Regions from separate parts of the Homo sapiens genome. Here all the other regions are linked to region 1. A link is an interaction called in ENCODE POLR2A ChIA-PET data of the cell type or tissue named here. Cell type or tissue: MCF 10A. All regions are shown on one strand. Region 1 overlaps LINC02943 (long intergenic non-protein coding RNA 2943). Region 2 overlaps LINC00114 (long intergenic non-protein coding RNA 114). Region 3 overlaps LINC02940 (long intergenic non-protein coding RNA 2940). Region 4 has its middle 48 kb from the start of ETS2.

Region 1 (5,000 bases):
CCTTCTTAGCTATGACACCAAAAGCACAAACAATAACAATAAGGCCAGGTGTGGTGGCTCATGCCTGTAATCCCAGCACTTTGGATGGCCGAGGCGGGTGGATCACTTGAGGTTAGGAGTTCAAGACCAGCCTGGCCAACATGGCAAAACCCTGTCTCTACTAAAAATACAAAAATTAGCTGGGCATGATGGCACGCCTGTAATCCCAGCTACTTGGGAGGATGAGGCAGGAGAATCTCTTGAACCTGGGAGGCTGAGGTTGCTGGAGTGCACTATTGCACTCCAGCCTGGGCAACAGAGTGAAACTGTCTCTCAAAACAACAACAACAACAACAACAGCAACAACAACAACAAGAAATAGATAAATTGGACTTTATCAAAATGAAAGAGTTTTGGGTTTCAAAGGAGACCATCAAGAAAATGAGAAGACAGCCCACAGAATGGGAGGAAAGATTTGCAAGTCATATATCTGATGAGGTCTAGTATCCAGAACATATAAAGAACCCTTAAAAATCAATAACAGAAAGATAAACAACTCAATTAAGAAACAAGCCAGGGATCTGAGAAGATTTTTTTTTTTTTCCAAAAAAGATACACAGGCCAGGTGTGGTGGCTCATGCCAATAATCTGAGCACTTTGGGAGGCCAAGGCAGGTGGATCACCTGAGGTTAGGAGTTGGAGAGCAGGCTGGCCAACATGGCAAAACCCCATCTCTACTAAAAATACAAAAAAATTAGCTGGGCATGGTGGTGCGTGCCTGTAATCCCAGTTACTCAGGAGGCTGAGGCAGGAGAATTGCTTGAACCTGGGAGGCGGAGGTTGCAGTGAGCTGAGATCGTGACGCCGCACTCCAGCCCGGGTGACAGAGCAAGACTATGTCTCAAATTAAAAAAAAAAAGAAAAGAAAAAGAAGATACATAAATGACCAATAAGCACATGAAAAGATGTTCATTAGCCATTAGAAAAATGTAAATCAAAATCACAATGAGATACCACTTCACACCACCAGGATGTCTATCATGAAAAAACCAGAAACTAATAAATGTAGTGAGGATGTGAAGAAATTGGAACCCTTGGATGTTGCTAGTGAGAATGTGTGTGTGTGTGTGTGTGTGTGTGTGTGTGTATATATATATATATATTTGAGATGGAGTCTCGCTCTGTCACCCAGGCTGGAGTGCAAGCTCTGCCTCCTGGGTTCACGCCATTCTCCTGCTTCAGCTTCCCAAGTAGCTGGGACTACAGGCACCCACCACCATGCCCGGCTAATTTTTTTTATATTTTAGTAGAGACGGGGTTTCACAGTGTTAGCCAGGATGGACTCAATCTCCTGACCTCGTGATCCGCCTGCCTTGGCCTCCCAAGGTGCTGGGATTATAGGCGTGAGCCACCGCGCCTGGCCGCATATATATATATTTTTAAAAAGTGCAGCTGCTATGGGAAACAGTTTAGAAATTTCTCAAAATGTTAAACATAGAGTTTCCATGTGACCCGGAAATTGTATTCCTATATATATATATGCAAGAGAAATGAAAACATATGTTTACAAAAAACTTAAACACAAGTGTTTACAGCAGTTTTATTATAATAGCCAAAAAAGTGGAGGCAACCCAAATGTGCATCAACTGATGATTGGATAAATAAAATCTGTTGTATCCATACAGTGGAATATTATTTAGCAATAAAAAGGAATGAAGTACTGATACATATTACAACATGGATGAACCTTGAAAAAACATGCTAAATCAAAGAAGCCACTCCTGAAGACCACATGTTGTGTGCTTTCATTTATACAAAATGTCCAGAATAGGCCGATCTCTAGAGACAGAAAGTAGATTAGTGGATGTCAGGGCCTGGGGCTGGGGCTGGCATAGGGAGTGGGTGTGACTAATGGATGTGGATTCCTTTGGGGCTGATGAAAATGTTCTAAAATTGATTGTGGCGATGGTTGCACAACCTCGTGAATATATTAAAAAGCATTGAATTGTACGCTTTAAATGGTAGGGTTGAATAGTATGTAAATTATAACTCAGTAAAACTGTAAAAATATAGGATGACTTGTTAAATTAAATTTCAGATAACCAGTGCTAATTTTTTATTTTTTGCAATATATTTCAGATACATTTCTTGCAATATTTGGGATGTACTTATACTAAAAAATTAGTCATTGTTTATCTGTAATTCAGCTTTAACTGGGTGTCCTGTATTTTATCAGGCAACCTCATGCATGTCGACTGCATGTGAGAATGACTTTAAGAATCATCCCCTCCAGGGCTCCTATCTTTTTATCCCTGTAGGGAATTTACTATCAGAGGCTGTATCACGGCTGTGGCTCCTGAGCTCGGAGGCCCTATTGTGGCTCCTGTTCTCTGAAAGCCCCACCTTGAGGCGTTTCCCTGGTAACCTCCAAACAACTCGTCAACCAGCCTGCAGGCCAGGGAGGGTTTTCCCAGAACAGTGAATGACAGGACTTATAGGCTACAGGGAAACAACTGGATTCTTTTCTGCATGTTGTTCCCATGAGATGAGCTCCTCTTCCATGACGCCTTGATTGAAATCAAGGCAGATTCCTTTGTTCCTCTGGTGACTTTCTCATCATCAAAAATTCTCTGGGCATTTCATTCTCCATAAAGTCTCTCTCTGCTCAGTAATTAGTATGTCCAGCCTCATCTACTCATGAAAACTCCTCACCTCACTCAAAATAGAAGATTCTTTTCTTCCAGGGCCAGCTGCAGACAGAAAATATGCCTTGGGAATGGGGGGTTGGTTCTTGTCTTTTTACTTAGGATAGCTCTGATAAGGTTTGGCTGTGTCCCCACCCAAATCTCATCTTGAATTGTAGCTCCCATAATTACTGCGTGCTGTGGGAGGGACCTGATGGGAGGTAATTGAATCATGGGGGCAGGTCTTTCCCGTGCTATTGTTGTGATAGTGAATATGTCTCATGAGACGTATGTAAGACATACCTTTGCTTCTCCTTTGCCTTCCGCCATGATTTTGAGACCTTCCAAGCCATGTGGAACTGTGAGTCCATTAAACTTCTTTCTTTTATAAATTACCCAGTCTCAGGTATGTCTTATATTACCACCATGAAAACAGACTAATATAAGCTCCTTCCTCCTCTCCCCTCCCCCTACCTGTCTCCAGGGAGGGGAGGGGCCAGGAGAGGAAGGAATAAAGGAGCAGGACCGTTCCTTCTTTCTGGTACCAATATGGCACTGTCCTTGGAGGCTGTTTAAACAGATAGATGCTTTCTCATGTTCTGCACAAATTCGTGAGAATTTTTGTATTCCACCTCATACTGTAGTTGTTTGTTCTTGATATGCATATATTGATCACCAATTAAACACTTCACTCTTCTTCCCTCCATCGGAATCCCGCCCCTACCCCTAGATCTTCAGGTTGAATTCCTGCTCCAGGTATCAATGGCACAGTCATGCTGGCTCATCCCAGGGGTGGGTGGGAATTGTCCAGTTAGAGGAGCATTGAGCTTGCTCTTGGGACATATGATCCCTAGAGAGTCATTCTTGTGGCCTGGTGGCCCAGGCTACATGGAGGTCTTTTGCTGTTGGGTGCCAGTCTGCATCACATGTATACACACACACACACACACACACACACACACACACACACACTTTATAGAGTGCAATGCTGTTATCTGATGTTTGCATTGCACTGAGCCTGCTAATAACCTCCAGGAAAAAATGCTGTTCTCTGCTCATGGAGGTCCTAAAAATATTGCCTGGCAATGGCTTCTCTGGGACATTCAGAAGGTGGGTTGGTACTGTGTCATCTGACCTTCCCTCCTTGAAATGCATGCTTGCTCAGGAAGAGAAGACTCAGATGTCCTTTCCAGCTGCCAGGGCCTGGGGCATTCTGCAGAGAATTGTTCTGGAGCATTTCCTGGAATAGTCACCTCCTCAGATGAGTACAGAGGGGCTGCGGAAGAGGCACAAAGTCAGCATTGCTACCACTGGGACTGAAGGGTGAATGTCTAGGAACCAGCATGATCAGAGACACCACACAAATGCAGGGGAGACCCCCGGCGCCGAGGTCAGGGGTAGGTGCTATGAGGAGTGGCGGGGACATGGGCAGGCCTGGGTCCACTGCCGTGTACAGACACGTCATTCACAGAAGCCGAGAGGTGGAAGCAACCCAAGTGTCCTTTGACAGATGAATGGAGAAGCAAGATGTGGTCCATCCACGTAATAATATTATTCAGCCTTGAAAAAGAAGGAAATGCTGACACATGCTGCAACATGCATGAACCTTGAGGACATTATGATAAGTGAAATAAACCAATCACAGAAAACCATATATATGATTCCACTTGTATGAGGTTCCTGGAACAGTCAAATCCATAGAGATAGAAAGTAGAATGGTGGGTGCCAGGGGCTGGGAGGGAAAGGGGAATGATTAATGGATACAAGTTTCAGTTTGGGGTGATGAAAAAGTTCTGTGGATGGATGGTGGTGATGGCTGCCCAACAGCCTGAATGTGTTTAATGCTGCTGAACTGTGCACTTAAAACGCTTAAGATATAAATTTTACGTTAAGTATAATTTACCACAATAAAAAAGGTAAAATAAAAAGTAGAAAAAAAACTTGAAAATATTAAAAAAAAGACACTGTGAGGCACGACTTCCTCACTTCCTCACCCCACACATGGAAAGTTCTGGAAGCTGGATTGCACTGTGTCCGTCTGTTCCAAGGCCCACAGGTGGGACTACTCTTCTTTGTTGTCTTTCATTTTTCAAAACCTAGCTCAGATTTCCCTTCCCTCTGAAAGCATCTTTGGGTCTCTTGACTGGGAGCTGCTGCCTTTGGCACGTTCTCATGGCCCCTTGTTTCTCCAGGGTGAAGTCTGCTATGTTTCATTTACTCGTTTGCCCGCCTGCCTTCCCCCTGAGACCCAGGGACCCTCTTAGGCAGGCTGGGTCTTGTTCACCTTTGTGTGTGGCTCCATGCTCTGCATAGAACTGAGTGCACCAGTCATGTCGG
Region 2 (5,000 bases), 280 kb after region 1:
GGGTCAATATCTGCTCTGACAGACGGCACTACAAGCACATCATGGCAACAACAGTTTTCAAATGAACTCCCTGACAATATTTCACTGGATCTGTGTGATCAACCAATGGATAACGTATTCTGTAGCACAGCACTGAGGACAGCTTGTGTTTGCTTTTATGTGTCCTGTGAGAGGCCGTTGGGAAAATTTCAAATCCTTTGTGGGTGTTAAGTGTCCAATGTGGACTGATGGGCAGGTGGAGGTGTGCAGGTGGAGAGCTGAGTCACGGCTGTGTTTGTTATGGTGGCTCCTGATTGGTTTCTAGGTTGGCTTGCTCTGCCCATGTAGAGTGACAAGGTGCATGGATGATGCTTTAATCCAAGAAGTCACAGCCCCATGGGTCAGGCAATTGCAGGTGAAATCTCAAGCAGGTGATTCTTAAGCCCAGCTCTGCCCCAGGAGATCCCAGGCTGATCAGATAACCTTTCAGAGGTTCGATATCCTCACCTCTCATGTGTAAAAAGTGGCAATGTCAAGCTCTCGGAGGTGTTGGAAAATCAGGTGAGATTTAGGGGAATCGGAAGCTTGAGAGTGCTTGGTCAGTGATCAAAAGCTGATTTCTAGGGAAGGGCTAAAGAGGAGCAATCGGTCTTTACATTGAAGGTGAGTTGTTTGTTTGTTTTTAGTTAAGATTAGTGCTTCTTAAATGATAGTTATTTTGCCATGTCAGAAGACACTTTTAAAGAAGAAGGCCTCTGGGAATATAAATGCAAAAGAAAAACCAGTACATTCCAACTTAGAGCTAATTTAAGAAAACAATCTTTCAGCAAACTTGACAACTGCTCTGAGAATGTAGCTTCTGAGACCAGTGGTGGCTCTAATCCTAAATGACTCTAATAAACAATTCTCTCTGCCATTAGAGTTATCAGAGAAATAATTTATATGATACGTTTCAGCTTGATAGACACCATCATCCCATTGCAAACCCCTATTTAGTGAACTAGATTCCAAGCTCTATTAATCATTTGAGTAGGGTGTCTGTTTGGATGTGACGTATCTACAATTAGGCTTAATTAAAACCACCCACATAGAGCATGCTGAAAGACCAGCATTTAAAAATAGGAGCTGAATAATTAGGGTCATTAATAGGAACTGATTATTTAGTTTATGATGGCTTAAACACAAATTAGGCTCAGCAGTTTTCTGGTTTCTAATGAAAACGCAGAGGGCAGAGCAAAGCTCACTTAAAGGGAATCCCTCATTATACTCTGGGAATGGCCATCGTTCTTCATCATCCTCTGTTTTAGGGTAGCCCATTCACCAAAGCATTTGCATCGGGCTGGTACAAGTAACCTGCGCCTCTGTGAGGGGTGGAGGAAAAGTGCTCTGCCCGGGGCCAAGCTAGGTAAGCCAGGGGCAGGCTGGATTCAGCCTTCCCCAGGGCCCTGGGAGGAGCCTTTGTGCTCTGCCTGAACTGCACAGGGTAGGTGGCCACCCTCCCTGGGCAGAGGCCTCCTGCAACCGACTCTTTGTCATCTCTCTGTTGCGGTTACTGCGTGGATTTTTCTGAGGCCACAGGAAATCTACTGATGCATCTCCCGGATCACCCACAGTCTATGACTGCCCGCTCTTAAATAAACAGTTTATGTACATGATGCTGTGCTGTTTGTGATGTTTCACATTCTTTGGCCTTAATGGGGGGCTTATAGAGCTTCCAACTGAGTAAGACAAGGATATCTTTCAAAGCAGGTATGAATAAGGCAATGAGATGCTCCACCTCTACCAGGGCCTGAGCTGAGCTTACGAGTGTAAAATCCAGAGCTGGCGCTGATTCGGTGTGGGGGTGGGATGGGAGCAGGGTAGGAAAGTGAGAAGCTGAATTCAGTAGAGCATCAGAGGCTAAGATTTATTGGCTGGTACCCAGTGAAAATGGAAAGACTTTTCTGGCCATGATTTTTTTTTCCCATAGACTTGAGCTGGATTTTATTCACAAGAATCCAAAATAAGTATTTTAAGTGTGTGTGTGTGTATGTGTGTGTGTGATTTGTGTGCGAGTGTGTGTGTGTCTTATTAGGTGATTAAGCACGTAAGAGGCTAAGTTCCTGTTCCTTTCCTTTATGTTGGAAATAATTTTAACCTTGTTCTCCTGGCTCAGAATCCTTTTCAAGCTACAAGCAGATTTCTTGTGAGTTGCAGGATGGTTTCTGGATTTGTTGCGTGAGACGTGACCTACCCTCCAATGTCTGAAGTCATCTCTTGCCTGCCTGGAAGGCCTGCTGTATGTTTCGGGCATTACTGTTTATCCTCACGTCATAGTTTTACATGTGAGTCACTCTCATACAAAATGTTCACTTCTATTTTGTTTTGGAGGAAGGTTAGGGTGTTTTAAGCTAGACTGGTTTAGATTCACAAGAAAAGGATGTGACCTATGTTTCTGATGTGTTTGTGAAGTTGATTAAATAAGAGAATGAAACAGAAAGCAGTCCCTTTAGGAAAGTATCACATAGAGTTTCTCGGCCTCAGCACTGTTGGCATTTGAGGCCGGATCATTCTCCGTGGCGGGGGTCGTCCCGTGCGTTGTAGGATGTTGAGCAGCATCCCTGGCCTCCACCTACTAAGACTAGCAGCACATCCTCCCACCGTTTGCCCCCAGTGGTGACAATCAAAGATGTTTCCAGACATTGTCAAATGTCCCCCGGGGGTGGGGGGCAAAATCGCCCCCAGTTGAGAACCTCTGATAGAATGATTCATCTGGGTGGGGAAAATTAATTTTGTTCTTCCAAATATCTGAAGTAGCTTGAACGAATTTTGTTTTTCTGAGACATTCAAAGAATTATGGAATCTTGAGATTGTTTATCCTCTGAAAGAAGATGAAATCTTCTCTTTTAACTCCTTTTTTTTTTTTGGATCTTTTTGGTTTTCTTTGTGATTTATCTCCAGCAATTTTAAGATTTAGGATTACATTGTATATCAACCATTCTTACACTATGTAAATTAAGTTTATTTCCTACTTGACTCAAGATAAAAAATATAATTTCCAATGGTTTTCCAACTGTTTTCTACGTTGGCAAAATTTCAAATCATCTGTAACTGTTGACCTTTATTGAGGCTTCTCTAATAATCACTTTCTCCAACTCACGGAAGAGACACTTCATAGATTTGTGGTGACAAACCTTAGCTTTAAAGCTAGCTGAATGTTTTGTATACTTCTCTTCTTGACCCAATCTATTGATAACTGTCCAGCCTTTGTGGTGTGCCGAATTAATGTACTGCAAATTGCGTCCATAGAAACAGGTGGTATATTCCCCCAAGGCACGTTGTGAATTTATAATCACCCATGTATCCCACAGAGTTATTCTGAAATTGATTCAAGATTACGTTCTGAGATAAATCTGTATTCATTGCTATGAAAAGTTGCCCATAATATACTAGTGAGTAGAAAAGCAAGTCATTGAATACTGTGGTTTTAAAATAAAATGAAGTGAAACCAAATGATGTTAGAGCATGCTTTTATGCACAGCAGAGAAAGTTCTTCTAAATATGTTTACCACGCATTAAAACAGTTGCTTCTGTGGAGTCTGAAAGTGGAGGGCTGGCTTGTGGGCAGGGGAGGAGGTGGAGGCAGACGCAGTTCTGTTTCTATCTTATACACTTCTGTATCTTTTAAGTTTTTTGAATCAGCACATACTAACTACTTTTATAATTTAAATAAGTGAAACCTATTTTCTCTTTCTTTTTTGTTTGCCACTACACAAGTGACAATTTCGTGCTTTTACTTCTGCCCTTTTTTCCTCAGAGGGACCACGCTGTCTTTCAGTTTCAGTTTGAACAGTTGGCTCTATCTCAAGTGATACCAGTCAATAGTTTCACCTTGCCTCACTCAGCCTGCACAGGATATGCAATTGCGTTTCAGGGGTAAACTTGGTATCATTTTCTAAACACGTCCACCGTTTCTTCTATGTGGCAGCGGGGGCATTGGTTGAGCAGGATCAACAAAGGCCTCCCCTCACCTGCTTCCAGCCCTGAGGCTCCAGAGCTGCAGAGCCGCGGCTACCTCTGTGGGTGGAGACGTAGGGGGAACAGGCAGACAGATGCAAGCCTGGGAACATAGGACTCCAGCGAGATAGGCATGTGAGTGCTCACCGGAAGTTAGCACACAAACACTCACTATCACCTAGCTTTGGGTTTAAAAGCAATTACTCTTTGTTTTTTTTTTGTTTTGTTTTGTTTTGTTTTTGAGACAGGTTCTCACTCTGTTGCCCAGGCTGGAGTGCAGTGGTGCGATCTCAACTCACTGCAGCCTTTACCTTCTAGGCTCAAGCAATCCTCCCACTTCAGCCTCCTGAGTAGCTGGGACTATAGGTGTGTGCCACCATGCCCAGCTAATTTTTGTATATATATACATATTTTTTTTTGTAGACACAGGGTTTCTCCATGTTGCTCAGGCTAGTCTTGAACTCCTGGCCTCAAGCCATCCACCTGCATCGGCCTCCTGAACTGCTGGGATTACAGATGTGAGCCACTGCACCCGGCCTCCAGCTACTTTTAATAAGGGGAATCAAACTAAGGACAAAAAAAGTGATGCCATGCAGAGCAGCAGAGCTAATTCCAGGTCACACCCTCATGACACCTCACGGGACATTCAATTACCTTTCCAAGGGCTGCTGCAACAAAGCACCATAAACCAGGTGGTGCAACAAAGCACCATAAACCACCAGAACCCCCTTATGGTTCTGGAAGCCAGAAGTCCAAGATCAACATGTTAGCAGGGCCTTGCTCCTTCTGAAGACTGTAGGGAAGGATCCTTTCTTATCTCTTTTGAGCGTCTGGTGTTGCCAGCCATCCTTGCATTCCTTGGCTTGCAGACTCATCCCTCTAGTCTCTGTCTGCATCATCACATACGTGGCTGTCCTCTTCCCTTTATGTCGGTGTCCCTTCTTCTCTTCTTATAAAGACACCAATCTTCTTGGATGAAGGGCCCACCCTTTCTCATATGACCTCAACTTAAGTAATTTCACTGG
Region 3 (5,000 bases), 54 kb after region 1:
ACATGCATGGCCTCTCTTCAAGTTCTTAACCTCTGCAACTCTTATCACAAGATCATGCCCCACTTCTTGAAATGATCTTGGCTTCTGGGACACCATTTTTTCTTGATTTCCTTTTTCTTTCTCTGATTCTTCCTGCCTGATCCCCCTGTATTGGTCGGATGGCCCACTAAGATGTGGCAATTTAAGAGTAGAATTTAGGAAAGGTACTATTACAAAGCTGGGGGCAGGGTTTAGGTTGTTGCAACACCCCAGGTCTAGAGACAGTGGGGAGAACTTACCAGTGCTCTGTCTGAAGGGCCAAGGGGAGGCAGCCATTATCATCAGCAGAACCTGGGGAGAGAGCTGGATGGAGCAGGTGCATCTCCTAACAGGTGCTGTTGCCTCAGGGTAGAGAGATGCTGCCTGCCTGAAGCAAGCAAGCAGGGAGGGGCCGGGGATAAACACCCTCCTCCCTCCTTGGCATGTCTTCATGTGCTCCCGCTTCATGGGGCTGGGAGGCAGGGAGTCATAAATGCATTTTGTAGGTCGGTGTCCTGGGGCAAAGGGCAGAGAAGAAAAGCAGGAAGGGTGGGTCTGCGGGTCCACACAGAGGGTGTCCAGCTTGCACCACATCTGTTATGGGCTGAATCGTGTCCCCCAAAATCCATAGGCTGAAGCCTCAAACCTCAGCACCTCTGAATGTGACTGAATTTGGAGATAGGGTCTTTCCAGAGGTAATTAAGATAAAAGAAGGTCATGGGGTGGGCCCTAATCCAATCCGGCTGGTGTCCTTATAAGAAGAGATTAGGACACACACAGAGGGAAGACCGTTTGAAGACCTGGCGAGGAAAAGAGGCCACCTGCAAGCCAAGGAGAGGGGCCTCAGGAGAAACTAACTTTGCCGGCACCTTGATCTCAGACTCGTAGCCTCCACAAGTGTGAAAAACTAAATGTGTATTGTTTAAGCCGCCCAGTCTGCAGACTTTGTGATGGCAGCCCTGGTGGATGAATTCACTGCTTAAGTTTGCAGGCACCCCCTACGCTTTCTTCCCTCACCTTGCTTCATTCTTCTGCTGCATGTATTACTGCTGGCTGTGCCCAGCGCTTCATTCCTGTCTTTCTCTGTCTCCCGAGGCTGTTCCCTTCCAGTCAGCCTCCTGCGGGTGGGCTGTCTCATCCTTCCTGCCGCAGGCCCGGTGACTAGAACAGCACCTCACATACAAAAGGTGCTTGGCCATGGCGGGCATTTGTTTAATGAAAGAAAGTTTTCCAAATCTCTTCTTTCTAATGTTCTTCTCTGGTTTCTTCTCCTCTGCTCACCTCTTAACTCCAAGGCCTCATCTCAGCTACACTTGGGGATATTTTCCACTCCCTGCATGGACCCAGAGTCCGGCTGAGGTCATGTGGCGAGGTCAGATATTCTGAAAGTTAATGCGTCCCCACTTTTGAGTGCCCCTTCTGGGTAGGCCATTCCAAGAGGGGCTTATAGGAAGTGCAAGGGAGACGGGCTTGAGCTGAGTTGGACGCACAGTGAGGGATATGTGTGTGAGAGACAGAGAGAGAGAGGGAGAGGGGAGACAGAGAGACACACAGAGAGACAGAGACAGAGAGAGACAGAGACAGAGAGACAGAGACATAGGGGAACACAGGCAGAGAGAGACAGAGACAGAGAGACAGAGACATAGGGGAACACAGGCAGAGAGAGACAGAGCTACAGAGAGAGACAGAGACAGACAGAGACATAGGGGAACACAGGCAGAGAGAGACAGAGCTACAGAGAGAGACAGAGGCACACAGAGAGAGACAGAAGCACACAAAGAGAGACAGAGACCAACAGAGCATTGACACAGGTCCACAGAGACAGAGCTAGAGACAGAGAGAGCGTGCACGGCGCACATGTATATAAAGCCTGTGGGGCGCCTTTTCTTTTCACATAGTGTGATCCAGTCCTATCAATTACTAGGATATTGGCATTTGTGATCATTGCGTCGTCTGGAATTTTTTTCTGGAAAAAAGAGGAAACACAGCCATCTGCCCAGAGCCATCCAGAATATGTCCCAGAGGCCTGTCTGTGTGTACGCGCACTCAGAAGCCTGGGGGCCCTTTCCTTGTCTAAATGTAGCTCCCCCACCGCGTCCCACCCCTGCACAGGAGCGAGGCCTGTGTCAACTTCAGCAGAGCGAGAATGAGGACAGGCCCAGGGGCAGGGAACTGGACGAAGGGAGTTGGAGGCCTTTTCTTGGGAATGGGTGGACCATTGCCCTGCATGGGGACAGGGACGGCACTGGTGGGGGAAGGAAATCTTGAGCTGGTTTCGGCCTTGACCCTCAGCAGCTAGCCCCGGGAGCTCTCATTCTCTGGACGCCAGGGCCTTGGGTTCCTTGGATGAGGTGAGCATGAGCATGTGGGGTAAGTGTTCATGTTTGTGCATGTATGTGTCTGTATGAAAGAGAGTGAGAATACGAGAACATGCCTGTCCTGACTCACAGAGTTGGTGAAATAAAATCAAAGACCCAATGAAAAAGCTCTTGAAAAGGTAAGAGGTCTGCCCAGAGCCAAGGTTTGTTGCCGATCCTGGGATTAGCTGACTTCTGGGCATTTGGAGCCTGCAGCCGTCTGGACATGATCTGGGGACAAGTGGAGGCCAAGAACTGAATATCAGAGAGAGTCTCAGAGAGAAGGAATGTGGACTATGGCAGGTTGCCAGGGATCACTCATGCACACGGATGTTTTGTTTCATTTTTTAGAAACTTTGGGAGAGGAAATAAGGGGGAGAAAATGTAGAATATATTGCATTTCAGAACTTAGGATGCCAACAACAAATTGTACAACTGCTGAAGCTTATTATGGGGGTTTGTTAACATGTGAACTTAAATGCACCAATCCTATCCCTTGCCTCCATTCATTTAACTGTTTAATAAATATTTGTTGAATGCCTAAGATTGATTAATTAATTCAGCCAATCACAGATACTATCACCCTCTTGCTGCATACATAGCATTGTGCTAGAGTTGATATAATGTCTAACATGTTTGAGGAATTATTTCATTCTGGAAATTATTCTTTCCACCTCTTCAGCATCCTAGGAGAACTCCAAATAAACCTTAGCATCTTATTTCAATATTTTTACATCACTTGTTTAAAATTTCTTAAAACCAAACCGGGTTTATTTATGTCAAAGTATACGCAAAATGTATGTGCACGAGAGATGCCATCTGCAAATATAAAAGTCTGTAAACCAAGTCCCTGCCCATGATGGGGTGACACAGGGTGGAAAGCGTGTGCAGGCTTGCATTCTTATAAATATGGATGAAATGCACATTCAAGAATGGTTTGGAAATGATTATTTCCTCCATTTGTTGGCCAAATGTACCAAATCCTTATCTTGGCCTCTTCCTTCTTTTGTTTGGAAAGCCCCACGTTGTCCTTGTCAACTTCCTCACTCATGCTGGTCTCTGGAATGAATTGTTCCACCTCTCCCTGGGCTATTCACTGCAACCAAGGACATCTTAGCAATGTGATATATTTTCCCCTCTCCGAAGTCAAATAGATGTTTTATATCCAATGGGCCAGATTGTGCAGGAGCTTGTCTTCACCCCCACAGGCCACAGGCTGGAGCCTTCCTGGAACAGAGGCTACATTGGCTGTCTTTTGACAAAGGTGCCTGGGTCCTGGGACTTCTTTTGTTTGGAGCTCAGCGGGCTGTGTGTCTGGCTGCTGACATAGCACAATGTTCCCATCTTGGCCCTCTCCTTTCAGGGGAGCAAGTTCCCCTGATGATGGAAGGAAAGAGGCCCCAGAGAGGAGAGGGCAGGGACGCATGATACAGCAGATCAGATGAGGCTCCCAAGACAGAAGGAGGCTTTCGGGTGCTACAGAAGTCTCTGCTGGGCTCAGTGCTGCTGAAGCCTCGCTGAGGGGTTGATGGAGAATCTTGGAAGGCCAATCTTCTCATCCGTGGACATCCTTAGGGGCAGAATACCATGGGTGGGGGTTATGGGATTTGAAGACCCCTGGCCACTGGGGGGCCAGAGGGCTTGCAACCTGCAGAGAACCCCTAGGGTTGTTCCCTTCTCAGTAGATCCTAAAGCCCTGAACTGCTCATAGGGTCCTTGGTGGCCTAGCCCTTACCAACCTCTCCAGCCCCCTCTGAAGCCCTCCCCACCTCCTCTTGCTTTTTTCCACAACCCTCCTGAACTTCTCCAGCCACCGCAGCTGCTGCGGCTCACCTCTGGGCCGGCACACACACTGTTCACTCTGCCGAGACACCTTTCCTTCTCCGCTCAGTAGCATCTGGACCCCCCGCCCAGCAGGCTTCAGTGCCCATGCTCCTGCTCCCTCCAGCACCCAGGTGTCATGACCAGTGGACAGCTGTTAAATATGAGAACCCTGCTCATCGAGGGCCAGGTGCTGAGTGAGGAGGAGAAAGATAGGGATAAGGAAAGGCAGAAACGTGCCCCAGAACAAGGATCTCCTAGGGCTGGGCTCTGGGAGCCGGGAAGTCAGCACACGGTGTGGAAAGTGCTCTGATACGTGGGACTCCAGGGTTCTTTGAGAGCCTGGAGGAGTAGTGCAGGGTACCTGGCTCAGAGGAGGGTGGCTGCAGCCAGAGAAGGCTGCCTGGAGGAGGGGATCCCAAAGCCCTGAACGGCTCATTCCAGTGAGTGTTCTTCTTACTGCCTCAGGCTGCCCACTTGGCCTCTGGATGAATGGAGCTGTGGTCCTGAGGTGGTATCCAGGAGCCAGGGGTGGGTTTGGTGCGCCCAGGACCCCAGGGATGGGGCGTGTTGCCTAAGGCACCCACACCGGCAGGAGCCCCGTGGCCTCTGGCTCTCTGATTGTCTTTGTATTGGTTTGTTGGGACTGTCATGGCAGAGGACCACAGACTGGGGGTTTAAACAGCAGGAGTTTATTTTTCAGAGTTCTGGAAGCTCAACGTCACAAGTTCAAGGTCAAAGCACCCGTGGGTTTGCTTTCTCCTGAGTCCCCTCCTCAGCTTGCAGAGGCCCCTCCTGTATGCA
Region 4 (5,000 bases), 190 kb after region 1:
CAGCATTTTGCATTGTTGCAGTACGTTTGCTAAAATGGATGAAAGTACTGGTACATTATTATCCATGAAAGTCCATAGTTTACGTGAGGGTTCACTCCATGTGTTGTTCAGTTCTAGCAGTTTTGACAAATGCATAATGTCAGGCACGCACGATTACAGTAAAGCATAGAAGAGTTCCACTGCCCTAAAATTCCTCCTGGCTCCACTTGCTCACGCCGCCCTTCTTGCCCCTTTGCCCTGATACTTTTTCTGTAGTCCACATTGTCTGATATAAATACAGATATTCCAGCATTAACATGGTATATCTATCTCTATCTCTTTACTTGTATTCTAATTGTGTCTTTATAGTTAAAGTGAGTTTCTTGTAGACAACATACAGTTAGGTCTGGTTTTTTTAATCCACCCAGCTAGCGTCTGTCTTGTAATTCACATATTTAGAACATTGACATATAAACTAATTATTAATATATTTGATATAATATCAACCATATTTATTACTGTTTCTATGTGTTTCCCTTGTTCTGTTTCTTTTTCCTCTTACACTTTTTTCTCCTTTTCTGATTTTCCTTGAGAATTTTATATGATTCCATTTTATTTCCTCTTTCATTATATATCAGTTATACTTCTTTACAATTTTTTTAGTAGTTGCCTGTGATTTTGCAATATACACTTAAAACTGATCCAAGTCCATTTTCAAATAACACAATACCACTTCATGTGTAGTGAGAATATGTTATCACAGAGTATTCACAATTCTTTTCCTCATCTCTTATAACATTTTTGTCATTCATTTCACTAATTTATAAACTATAATCACCCAATACATGTTTACTATTATTATCTTGAAGAAAATGATAAACTGTTAGATTAGCATAAAATATGAAAAAGAAATTATTCATTTTAGCCTTCGTTTCTTTCTTCTTGAATGCTCTTCATTCCTTTTAGTAGACCTGAGTTTTTCACCTATGTCATTTTCCCTTCTTTTTCAAGGAAGTCCTACTGGCAGCAAACCCCTTCCGTTTTTCTTTCTCTGCAAAAGTATTTGCCATTCACTTTTGAAGGATAATTTCACTGGATACAGAATTCTATCTATAGCTAGTGGTGTTTTCTTTCTTTCAGCCCTTTAAATATTTCACTCCACACTCTCTTTTTACTTGCATGGTTTTCGAGGAGAAGTCTGATGTAGTCTTATGCTTGATCCTCCATACGTAAGGTAGGTTTTTTTTCCACCTCTGAATTCTTTCATTATTTTCTCTGCATCTTTGATTTTCTGCAATTTGAATATATACTATATACCTAGGTATACGTTTTAAAATATCCATCCTGCTTGGTGTTCTCTTTAGTTTCCTGAATCTGTGGTTTGGTGTCTCATTAATTTTGGAAAATTCTCAGTCATTATTACTTCAAATATTTTTTCTGTTCTTTTCTCCCTTTCTTCTTTTTTGGTATTCCCATTACATATATGTTACACCTTTTGTAATTGTCCTGCCATTTTTAAACATGGTGCTCCATTTTTTTTTCAGTCTTTCTTCCCTTTGTCTTTCAGTTTGAGAAGTTTCTATTCATATATCTTCAAGCTCACTGACATATAGCTTATATTGTGTTCCAGTTACTACAAAAGAGCACTGCGGATGTGCTGGGCAGAAATGGGGGAGGCGAATCATTCTATATAGAGTCCAATGATTAGGTTTCAGGTTTTTAGTGAGCCTGTGTCCCTGGGCTGTGACCTTCACCTGGGAGTCTCAGTTATTATCCCATCTTATATTAGGTAATACAGGAAAGCTAGCTGAGATGGGACTGGGATGTTTCCTTTTCCCTGGGTGTTAGGATGAAGGAAGCTGAAGTACAGCATTTCCCTCCACAAAGATGAGGTGGTGCTTCTCCACCTGTCCACTAAGATAATGGAGGTGGTGGAGCCTGGTAGACCACAAGTAGGGTGGTGGCACAGATGTGATGTCCCCTGCCCAAGATGGAATCAGAGAGCCAGCCTGGGATCCCACCTCCATCACTTCCCAGCTTTGTGATCCTGAGCAAATTAGTTATTGTCACTGCAGTGTCATTTCCTCATCTTAAAAGAAGGTAATAACAGTCATCCCATAGCACACTTATGAGAGTTAAATCAAATGATGCAAGGGAAATGCCTGCAACACTGCCTGGCAGATAACAGAGTCTCAACAGATGGTAGAGGTCATTCTGAAGAGAATGCCATTTGACCTAACTGGGGTGACGAAGGCAGTTAAGAGTAGGCGAGAGGAGTGGTAGGGCTTGGGGAAAGCAGGTCAGGCAGCTGGTGGGATTTGCAGAGCTGAGGAGAGCCTTCCAGGTGCATTTAGTTGCTGACGGAGTCTGGCCCAAGCCCAGGCCACAGGCACAGTCCCAGGAGACATGCTCATGAGCTGTCATCTCAGTCCAGCCGCTGACTCACCCCACAGGCGGGCACCCAGGGAGCAGGTGCTGCAGCTGTTGCGTCATTAGACCTCTGAGGCTGTAAGAGCTGACCATCTTCTGGCTGATGGAGTAACTTGCCCACAGGTGGGGATGGGAGGGATGAAGGCCCAGCCTCTCTTGTGTGTCTGGGATGAGAGGGACAGTATCCTCACCTTGGTCTAGACTTTGTCGTTCAAAAGGTAAGCTGGGGAGCAGCAGGCTCAACATCACCTGGGCGCGTGTTACAGATGCAAACCTCTGGTCTAGTCCCAAACTTGCTGAGTCTTAATCTGCATTTGGCAAGCTCTCAAAGTGATTCCTTTGTATGTAAAAGTCTAAGAAGCACTGGCTAGCATCTTTCTGGTTCACATGCACGTTAAAGCTTGAGAAGTGTTGGCCTAGGGATCTTCGTGGATTCCAAATAGAAGTCAGAATACCAATAACCAGTATTAATTTCTGATTGTAATATCAGCAGCTGAAGGATCAAGGTGTTTGGAACCCAGGAATCACAATCAGACTTTTTCAGGCCGCAAATGGATTGATAAAACAATGGAGGTCTCTCTGATAAGGTAACATTTCAGCTGAGCATGGAAGTAAGTGAAGACATGATCATAGGAGTATCTGGGGATCGAGCAGCAAGTGCAAAGGCCCTGGGGCTGGAACACACTCAGTGTGTGTGAGAAATGGCAAGGGGTTCAGTGTGCCTGATGCAGATTAAGCAAAGAGGCCAGGAGTAGGAGGTGATATGGAAAGATTGTGTTGACTCTGCAGTTCATGGTAAGGCCTTAGGATATTGTCATGAGTGAAATGGGAAGCTGTCGGAAGGTTTAGAATGAAGGGGTCATATTATCTGACTTTTGTTTTAACAGGAATCTCTCCAGCTGAGTCTAATTTCTGAGAGTAGACTGAAGAGGACACAGCAGGGCAGTCTAGTCAGAGGTGCCTGCAGGAATCCCAGACGAATGGTAGGGAAGGTAGTGAAGGAGGTGAAGAGATGAGCTTTGAGCCTGGTCCTGTTTAGAGCAGAGCTGGCAGGACTTGCTAGGGATGGGTGCATGCTGTGGGAGAAAGAGAAGCTCCTGGGTTGGCTCTGTGCACCTCTGTGACTCAGCTTTCCTGGAAGGTGCTTTGCGTTTTTCCTTCAGTATCTGACAGGCATGGGCAGAAGAGTCTTTGTTTTTTGGGGGGCTTTTTTGTTTGTTTGTTTGTTTGTTTGTTTGGTGATGGAATTTCACTCTTGTCACCCAGGCTGGAGCACAGTGGCCTGATCTCGGCTCACTGCAACCTCTGCCTCCCGGGTTCAAGTGATTTTCATGCCTCAGGCTCCCAAGTAGCTGGGATTAAAGGCGCCCAACACCACTCCCAGCTAATTTTTGTATTTTTTAGTAGAGACGGGGTTTCACCATGTTGGCCAGGCTGGTCTTGAACTCCTGACCTCAGGTGGTCCACTCACCTCGGACTCCCAAAGTGCTGGGATTACAGGCGTGAACAACCATGCCCAGCCCAGGCAGAAGAGGCTTAAACATGGCCGGTGGTACATGTACTTTCATTACTTTTCTGCCCACCCCCCCTAAAATGTCAGTAAAAGCATGAAAACAGGGAACCTTACAGGATGAGGAGCCCAGGACTGGGGATTAAATAAGATGAATGACAATGTGAGTTATGTCTGAAGAGGAAAGCAGACACAGCCATGGGTGGGAGGTGACTTAGCAGAGGGAAGGAAGCTGGCTACCGAGTGTCTGCAGTCAGAGGTGCAGGCAGAAGACCTTGAGGATCCACCCGAGAGGCTCCGGAATCAGACTCCAGGCCCTCTGAAAGGTTGGGATGAGATGGGGTTGGCAAGAGGTGGGTTATTGAATGCTGTCCAAGGGTTGTTAGATCTGCTGCTCAGGCAGACACTAGCTCCTTGATCCCACGAGAGACTCGAGGGTGATCCTCTGGGAAATCGAGGCAGCTGGCACTCCAGTGCAGGGTGAGGTGGGGATATGAATTGTGCACACTGAATGGTGGACTTCTGGCCCCTTCCCCATCCCTGCTCCAGGGCAGCCATAGCCAAACCTATAACCAGCAAGCAGGAAAACAGATGACCTCTGAGGACAACATCACCCAGAGGACAGGCTCCAGATGCTAACAATGTGGGCTCCTCTGAACATGTACTTCGCCTCTCACTGCACAGGCAAATCCTGCCCCAGCACACCAGTTTCTGATAAATATTTTAGTGTCTCACTCTTAACTATGAATAGATAGCCAAGGATCACCAGACAGGAAGCCCTCTAACACAGACAAACAGAAACTAAAGACAAGACAGAAAGGATCTCAGAGAAAACAGGCAATTCAGGGAGCAGAGGGAAACTTTCTGGACAAACCCACAATTAAAACCTTCTAGGACTTAAGAGGAGCTGTATACTTGTGATTCAAGATCAGGCTCCTAGCAGGAACATTCATAGCTCCAGGATTAGGGGCAGGAAAGAGGACAGAGCTGAAACAAAATTCTACAGGAGGATTAGAAGATAACAATGAGAATTTTTGCCAAAAAAAAAATACCGCAAAAGGCCGAAGAACCAACAATAGGA

Evidence for each region. Peaks named below come from ENCODE experiments on the same cell type or tissue, not always from the same donor. Only the 100,000 strongest peaks of a DNase experiment are listed, where the experiment ranks them.
Region 2: POLR2A ChIA-PET joins it to region 1 with 5 read pairs; 2 of 35 experiments call an interaction of 5 or more read pairs at or near these places.
Region 3: POLR2A ChIA-PET joins it to region 1 with 11 read pairs; 1 of 35 experiments calls an interaction of 5 or more read pairs at or near these places.
Region 4: POLR2A ChIA-PET joins it to region 1 with 8 read pairs; 2 of 35 experiments call an interaction of 5 or more read pairs at or near these places.

Annotation. Positions count from the first base shown.
Region 1 is chr21:39,045,670-39,050,669 of GRCh38, reverse strand. The region is part of intron 3 of LINC02943 (long intergenic non-protein coding RNA 2943); the gene reads left to right. Among named protein-coding and RNA genes, the nearest start is that of LINC02940, 29 kb to the right of the region's middle. In MCF 10A, no CTCF peak of the experiment used is centred here; DNase peaks (open chromatin) are centred at 1,879 and 2,409.
Region 2 is chr21:38,766,148-38,771,147 of GRCh38, reverse strand. All of the region lies in intron 1 of LINC00114 (long intergenic non-protein coding RNA 114), which reads left to right. Among named protein-coding and RNA genes, the nearest start is that of LINC00114, 4.8 kb to the left of the region's middle. RefSeq lists an enhancer at 4,062-4,191. In MCF 10A, no CTCF peak of the experiment used is centred here; no DNase peak of the experiment used is centred here.
Region 3 is chr21:38,991,384-38,996,383 of GRCh38, reverse strand. LINC02940 (long intergenic non-protein coding RNA 2940) reads left to right here. Exons shown (of 7, transcript XR_007067867.1): 4 at 1-3,639. Among named protein-coding and RNA genes, the nearest start is that of LINC01700, 16 kb to the right of the region's middle. In MCF 10A, no CTCF peak of the experiment used is centred here; a DNase peak (open chromatin) is centred at 2,623.
Region 4 is chr21:38,850,985-38,855,984 of GRCh38, reverse strand. No RefSeq gene overlaps it. Among named protein-coding and RNA genes, the nearest start is that of ETS2, 48 kb to the right of the region's middle. In MCF 10A, no CTCF peak of the experiment used is centred here; DNase peaks (open chromatin) are centred at 2,404 and 3,494.